3 separate regions of the Homo sapiens genome follow, and regions 1 and 3 are each linked to region 2. The links are chromatin loops, found by intact Hi-C in ENCODE. Cell type or tissue: ascending aorta. All regions are shown on one strand.

The links. Hi-C counts contacts between places; a loop is a spot of excess contacts. Peaks named below come from ENCODE experiments on the same cell type or tissue, not always from the same donor. Only the 100,000 strongest peaks of a DNase experiment are listed, where the experiment ranks them.
Region 1: it touches region 2 in a loop (13-fold over the local background); 24 of 110 quality-filtered maps call a loop at or near these places.
Region 3: it touches region 2 in a loop (2.9-fold over the local background); 6 of 110 quality-filtered maps call a loop at or near these places.

The regions. Positions count from the first base shown.
Region 1 is chrX:150,567,446-150,569,945 of GRCh38, reverse strand. MTM1 (myotubularin 1) reads right to left here and starts at 1,325. Exons shown (of 15, transcript NM_000252.3): 1 at 1,284-1,325. RefSeq lists a silencer at 844-1,523. In ascending aorta, no CTCF peak of the experiment used is centred here; DNase peaks (open chromatin) are centred at 650, 1,035 and 1,485; H3K4me3 peaks cover 1,424 bases; H3K27ac peaks cover 1,331 bases.
Region 2 is chrX:150,364,136-150,366,635 of GRCh38, reverse strand. The region is part of intron 1 of MAMLD1 (mastermind like domain containing 1); the gene reads right to left. Among named protein-coding and RNA genes, the nearest start is that of MAMLD1, 2.1 kb to the right of the region's middle. In ascending aorta, a CTCF peak has its summit at 1,117; DNase peaks (open chromatin) are centred at 525, 1,105, 1,969 and 2,453; H3K4me3 peaks cover 2,500 bases; H3K27ac peaks cover 2,500 bases.
Region 3 is chrX:150,546,696-150,549,195 of GRCh38, reverse strand. No RefSeq gene overlaps it. Among named protein-coding and RNA genes, the nearest start is that of MTM1, 21 kb to the left of the region's middle. In ascending aorta, no CTCF peak of the experiment used is centred here; DNase peaks (open chromatin) are centred at 1,435 and 1,605; H3K4me3 peaks cover 1,184 bases; H3K27ac peaks cover 1,782 bases.

The sequences.
Region 1 (2,500 bases), 200 kb before region 2:
TGGAATCTCTGAAAAGTAGATTTGATTTTGTGAAGCAGCCAAAAGCCATTCAGAATCAAATCTGGTGAATACATGATCGTGCCCAATATATATGTTGGATGAAGGCAAACGTGTCTGCAAAGTAACAGGCCTGATTGTCTTATTTGGTTGGTAAACCGATTTTGAAGGAAATTCAAAATGGTTTGCAGTCTAGCAAAATTGCTGGCTCAGTCTCAAGACTCTAAGGTGCTTATTTCACAAGGAATAATACTGAGCTGTGGTAAAAAGAATCCAGACTAGACAGACACCAAGATACCCCCAAAGAGCTGGCTTGTGATATTAGCTTTGCCATTAAGTTGCCCTGAAGCCCGGGACATATTAGTTACCCTCTCTGGGCCTCAGTTCCCCCATCCAGGAAACAAATGAACAATGTAAACTTCAGGATGCCAGTCAATTCTAAAATGCTATAATTTTATTCTTGTGAAGATCTGGTGTATCTGTTTCAAAACCAGTCGCAACCCACTTCGCCTCAAACGATGCGTGCGTCTATAAAGCTCTAATATAATTTTTGCAGCAGATTCACTTCTTACTTGCTTAGGCAAATACTAAAATTAGTTTTCACTTCCTGAGCGCAGCAAAAGACAGTTAAGGGAGGCAACCCGGCCACGGGCGCTTGCTCGTGCCTGTACATACTTCCGACTGCGTATCAGGGAACTAACCGTTCCCTCTAAGATCTTCCCTCAACTGTTGCAAAAGCAGATAAACCTCTCGTGTATGACACAGAAACACTGGCCGAGAGCGGCCATCGAGGCTTCGCGGCCAGTGCCGGGCTGCGGCCGCTCCGCAGGGCCCACCGGGGATGCGACGGACGCCCGCTCCGTGCGGAGGGCCAAGGCGAGGACCAGCCGCGGAGCGTCGCCGGGGAGGCAGGGCGGACGCCCGGCCCACTCACCGCCCCGGGACGGGGAAGCAAAGTCCAGGCAGTGGCTGAGACGTCCGCCCCCAGCTCCACGGCCAGCCAACCCCTACCCCCGTCCCGACCTTCGCCCGCCGCCGGCCGGCCACCTTGGGCGGGGAGAACGGGAGGAAGCCGGAGGTACCTGCCTGCTGCTCCCTGGCCTCAGCCCTGCCCCGCGGGGACAGCGACGGCGCTTGGACGAAACCCCCACCCAACCCTGACGGTGCGGCAAGGCCCCGCGCGACCCGCTGGCCCAAGGAGTCCCAACTTCCTCCTCCCGATCCCCTCACCACGGGTCCCCGCAGTGCCCGGCTCCGAGCCAGGCCAGCCGTGAGCGCGCACCCACCTCGGGCTCCGGGCGCCACCGCCGTTGCCAGGCTGCTCGGCTGCCGGGCCCTGCTCCGCCCCCTCTGGGGTCCGCCCCCCACGGCCTGCCCGCCCCCGGCCACCGCCCGCTGCCCGCCTCCCCGTGCCGGTTGGCGGGACTGCATCACGTGACGGGGCAGGGGGCAGGAAGAGTGCGCCGGGTCGACCTGGGGAGCAGCTCCGAAGGGCGGGGCTCTTCGCCCGAGAGGCTGCTGGGAAGCCCATTTTGAAGGGTCCGACGCATGGAGGCAGCTGGGAATTGTAGTTCGCAATATGGTGCTGGGGATGGGCGGGGCCAAGATGCCAGGGGCCATCCCTGTAAGGGAAGTTGGACTGGGCGCCGGGCGGAGGCGGCTGGGAAGCGTAGTCCCGGGACCCTTGTCTGGGTCTCCCCATTTTTCTTCAGTAAAGGGGAAATCCAGAGGGAAAACTTCTCTATACAAGACTTTAGCGGATGCCACTAAATTGAGCTATTATTGGGTACACAGGGTTGGCTGCGTAAAGTTGAGATAGTATAAGGGAAAAAGAAATTTCACTGACTCTGGGGCAGGATCTGCAATTCACAAACTCAACTAACAGCTGGGGTGTCCCTCAGCTGTGCCAGCACCTTTCCAAGAACGCAATTGAGACTTAGTGAACGGAAACATTTCAGTCCAAAATTCCTTCTACTTGTTGAGGTTTGGGTCAGACAACTATTGATACAGTAAAAAGAAAGGGACAGGAAAAAGAGAAGAAAGGCAAACTTCAAGAAGAGAATTCATTGTGTAATCAAATAAAACAAACAATCTGGGCCGGGCGCGGTGGCTCACGCCTGTAATCCTAGCACTTTGGGAGGCCAACGCAGGCGGATCACCTGAGGTCAGGAGTTCGAGACCAGCCTGGACGACATGGTGAAACCTCGTCTCTACTAAAAATACAAAAATTATCCAGGCGTGGTGGCAGGTGTCTGTAATACCAGCTGCTCGGGAAGCTGAGGCAAGAGAATCGCTTGAACCCGGGAGGGAGAGGTTGCAGTGAGCTGAGATGGCACCACTGCACTCCAGCCTGTGTGACAAAGCGAGACTGCGTGTCAAAAAAATTAAAAAAAGAAAAGACAACCTGGCACATAGAAAAATGAGCATAATATTCTTTGTACTGCATAATACTTATACGCGAGCAGTTCGAGTAAATAGGATGACTTTATCATGACCTGTTTTT
Region 2 (2,500 bases):
AGTGAAAAGAGGGCTGTTACTTTAAGGGGAAGAAGCTGATTAGCTGCTCTGGCTGGCAGCAAACAGCTGGTCTGTCCGGCAGGTTCAAGGCCATTTCAGCTTCTCTCTTATGGAGGCACCATATGTTCCATCTCGCACATCAGCAGCTTTATTTTCCAATGATCTTGCTCCAGAAGAGAAGCACAAAGGAGGGAGGAGAAGGCAGAACCAGTAGTTTACCCTTTGATTACTTTCTTGTGGTTTTAGATGCAGTTGGGATGTGTGTATGCGCGCATTTGGGATGTGTGTATGCGCGTTGAGGGTGTTAACGCTTCATCTTCTACTCCAAAGACGCAGAGAACAAATGTTTGAGCAGCACTTATCAATAACCTCCAGAGATGGGAGGGGAGGGGAGTAGGAGAAAGATATGCAAAAAGGCACAAATAAAACGTCGACATCAGATTAAATGGAAGTAGGAGGGGCGGAGGCGGCCAGAGAGCGGGTGGAATCTGACTTCGCTTGGGAGACCCACCAGCCTGAGCCTGGGCCCCGCCCACTTTCCTTATTTGTCACTTTTTTCTTTTCAGTATTCCCTTCCCGAACAAACTCTATGAGAGACACCGACCACTTTGGGGCACAGGGGCGGAGCAGGCCAACAGAATGGCGAAAGGTTACTTCTAACATTATATTTGACATTCCTCAGTGCAAGCCCTGGTTCTCGAAAGTTTTAGGGGGGCAGTTATAAGGGACAAGGACCCGCTAAATGGTCAATCTAACTAAAGCTGGCAGCTTTAGTGTCAGGCGCTGGGTTAGGTGCAGAGGCAGCAGGCCAGCGCGCAGTCCAGAGTAGCACGCTCATCCTCACTGCCCGCCTAGGCTACACGAACCCCGGAGGTGGCGGCTCCCACTGCCTCCGCGCCTCCAAACAAAGGGCGCTCGGAGAGTTTGAGCCCTTGTGTGTGGTGGGGCGGAGGGTGTGGCAGGAGGGCGCGGGAAGAAATGAGGCGTGTAGCCAGACGCGGGTGGCCTAAGCCTCCGAGCTGCCGCCTCCGTCTTAGCCACCGGCGGGCGCGACAGCTGCCCTGAGCTCCGGCGGCGAGGGGCGCCCGCTGCAAAGCGAAACCAAGGAAAGGGCGCCCCCTATGCCCGAGCCCGGCGAGCGCATCGGCGAGTCGCGTCTGCCCACCCCGCGGAGCGCTTGCAGCCTAGGGCCTCTGCGCGCGCCCGCCAGCTCGCAGTGCAGTCCACTCGGCCGTCCCGGCCGCCAGGATTTAGGGTGTCCAGGGCTGGCAGGCCGGGCGTGCAGCGAGGGCCGGGGCTGAGGCTCCGTGCGCCTTCGTGGGTTCCCACAGAGGGTCCTCGAAACACAGCCCCCTCCCCCATCGCCTACACTTGCCCTCCTGTCCCGAGCGGCTCGAAACCACTTGGAGACAGCCGCCCCCGCCCTCTGCCTCTGCGTCCCTTTTCCCCTTCCCTCTCTCCAGCCTCCTGGGAAACAAAGGGGCTTTTTATAAAGCGGATTGTTGGCGGCGGCGGCGGCGGGGGTGGGAGGGAGGGGGGATCTATAAAGACAAGAAGAGGTGGGAGGGAGGGAAGGAAAGAAGCTGCGCGGCCTCCAGGGGCCCAGAGCTGCGGTGGCGGCCGGGAAGCCCCGGCGGGTGCACGGTCGACCCCGCCCGGCCGGTGGGCACTCGGGCGGCAACCCACGCCTGCCAAGAGCTGGGCCGCGCCGCTGCGATGTCGCTCGCCGGCTCACCGCAACCAGGGAACACAATTCCCCAGGCGCGGGCCGGGGCCGCTGGGGGCGGCGCAATTCCCGCGGGGGTCTACCCCGGGAGACCCAGGCCCTCTCCCTAGCCAACTCTTTCAAAATTGCTTGGTCTCAGGGAGACTTTGCGCCTTTGTTCCAGCGCAGCCGCCTCTAGTAAGCTCGGCTCGCTCGCCCTTGCAGACAATGTCCCGGAGCCGGCCTGGGTTTGCCTACCCGTGAGCAGCACGTTCACCGTGGGGACCGCGCCCCCGGGGGGCACCGTGGTGCCAAACAACAACGACAAGCCACCCCAGCAAAAGCAGCCCCTTCTCCCCACGTCCCCCAGCCACGCTGTGCTCCCGCCCGCTCACACACACCCACACTCCGGGTGCCCAGGTCAGCCGCACCCAGCTGCAGAAGCGCGGCGGGGCGGGAGTGAATGCTCCAGCCCGAGGCGCGTGTTTGCACAGGTTCCGATGGCTTCAGGGCCGAGCTTTCTGGCAGGCTAATCCTATTAGTGTCTGCTCAGTCCGAATTTAATCACGGATCAGAATCAGACGACATCTCCAGCTTTCCAGGAGGCTTCGGACACACTGCATTGGGACGGAGCCTGGCCAAGCCAACTGGCCGAGAAAAGTATTTGGCGGCGCTCCGGGGGGCTTCCCGCCCGCGCTAGCCGGCGCCGGGCGCCCAGCTCTGTCGTCGCGCGGATGCTGGGGAACCTGAAGCGCGGACTCTGACGCAGGGGCGCCGGGGCTGCTCCGCAGGAAC
Region 3 (2,500 bases), 180 kb before region 2:
AGACTGGGCACTGTAGTCATTGGGGCCCCTGCTCTTCCTAGACAAGTTCACCTCGGCCCATTCCCACACCTCACCTTCAAAAGTTGCCAGAATTGGAAAATAAAAATACAGGTCACTCACTTACATTTGAATGTCATGTAAACAATGAATTTTGTTGTATAAGTATGTCCCATGTAATATTTGAAATATACTTACATTAAAAATGATGTGTGTGTGGTGAGTGTGTGTGTCTGAAATTCAAATGTAATTGGCAATCCTCCTGCCACCCGCCCAGCCTAATGAGTCACAACCACACTGGTGTTTTCACAGGACAGCAAGTCAAGCCACCAGCCTAGGCTGGAGACATGATACCAACCGTGGTGTCAGAAAACAAGTTTGAGCTTTCCTACCCTTCTCAGTAAGTGGCTCTGCTCTTGCTCTCTGCAGAACACCCAGCCATGCTCAGACTGCATTGTCCTCTGTGCCCAGAGTAATACCTTAGGCACAGCCCTTACTAGCTTCCAGTATAATTATAGGGTTTCACATCTACTGGGCTTTGAGCTTCTTGAGGGCTAGGACTGGTGCTGATGGATCTCCTCTCTCCTCTCCTTACAGTGCCCAGCAGAATTCAGGACCCAGGGTGGGGAGAGCTCAGAAATGACTTGGTGAGAGAACACTTGCATGAATGAATGAATGAATGAATGCCCCTGATTGCATCTAAGGGGCGGTCTTGTGAAAGGCCACACCTGGGATGTCTGGCTTTATCCTCTAGAATGGTGGGTCTCTAAGGGCAGGGATCTTACCTGTTTTGTTCCCTGCTCCGTCTCTAGCACCTAACACCTTGCTGATACCCAGTAGGTGCTCAGTAAACACATATTGCATGAATCAGCAGCTGTGTTCACAGTTGACTGGGCCGATCCGTCTATCAACCTGTTTCCTAGCTTGGCTCTCTTTCCCCACCTCCATTAACAGTTCAGAGATGGCGGCTCCTCCTCTTCCACAGAGGCATTAGGCTGAGTGGACAGTGACTAAGGGCAGGGAGGACAGCAGGTCTCACTCTCTGTCGAAGGAGACTTCAAGGCTGGCTGAGGGAAAGGAAAAAGAAGGCTCACTTAGAAGGGAAGCGTGCAGTGAGCAAGGCCAGGTCGTGCCAGGCAGGAAAGGGGCAATTGGAAGGGCAGACACGGGTGCTGGGGAAGTGGCCGAAGCCCAGGCCGGCTTTTCTGAGTCCGAGTCGTAAAGCGGAGAAGACTCGCACCAGAGCAGGCGGCTGGACGGCGGCGATTTGCAAGACCGGGCACAGCAGCGGCTCTGTAGCCGGCTGGGACCGGCGGCCGCGCACGTGACCGGCCGGGCCAATGGAGAGGCAGCGAGGTCCGCGGTCAAGGGCACCGAGTGGTGCGGAGACTCGCGCGCGGTCGGAACAGGCCGAGGGCTTAGGGGACCTCTGCCAACCCTCGGGTGTGGAGGAAGGGGCGTGGGGGCTGCCGAGCGAAGCACCCGGGCCCTGCCCCGCTACTGGAGCCTGCCTGGCACAAACTCCAGCCTGGGAGGGCCAGAGCTTTCCGTTGGCCGCTGCGTGGGTGGGACCCGGGAGGGTGGTGACTGCCAGTAACTCGGCTGGGGCTCCCCATCGAGCCAAGTCCGGAGGGAACAGGACACTCCCTCAGAAGCTGGCCTGCCCAGGGGAATTCTGGGATGGGAACCTGCTACCCTCAGGTTGCCACCGGCCAAGGCCCTGCATGCGCTCTCTTTTGCTGACAAGCCATAAGCTCCAAAGCCCACCCTCGCGTTGTGCTGGGGGAGGGGCAGCTTCTGAGAACCGCGTCTGCCCTGTTCCGCATCCCTAGAGCCCGAAAGAGTGGCGGGAGGGGTAGGGATGGTTAGTGAGGGGGCCCCAATACCGTTCGCTATCAATACAGGGTTCATCAACCCCACACTCACCCCATGCCCAGCATAGGACCTGGCAGCTAGCAGGTGCTTAGGAAGTGCTTGTTGCTGAAGAAACAAATGGATGAATGAATGAAATCTGGCAGTTGTGGCTGGGGGTGAAGACTTGCTTCTTGGGTGACACTTCCTAACTGTGATGTCTCCATCTGAGGAGCTGTGACAATTCTCCAGGGCAGGGCCATGCGAGAGGAAGCTGTTGTCTTCCGCTGCCAAGCGTAGCTGGGGCTCAAGCCAAATAACGACAGTGCCCACTTTGGGAGGATGTCATAAGTTTGAACAACGTAGTAAAACAAACCTCCTTTTTGTCCCAAAGTCCACTCCTTCACACCTCGCTGCCTTAGAGGGCCTCCAGCTCTGCAGAGCCAGCTGTGCATGCCTCCGCCTTTAAGAAGCCTCCCGCCCCCTTCCACCAAACACGAGGGACCCCTCCTTCCCCAGGGTTATCCCCAGCACATTCACTGTGTTGTGGTTCCACCCTCTGAGCACTTCCTGTCTCCTTGAGTCTGAGAAACCTCAGTTGAAATCTACCTCCCTTTTCCTAGCTTGTTTCTGAGCCTCTTTATCTGCATTT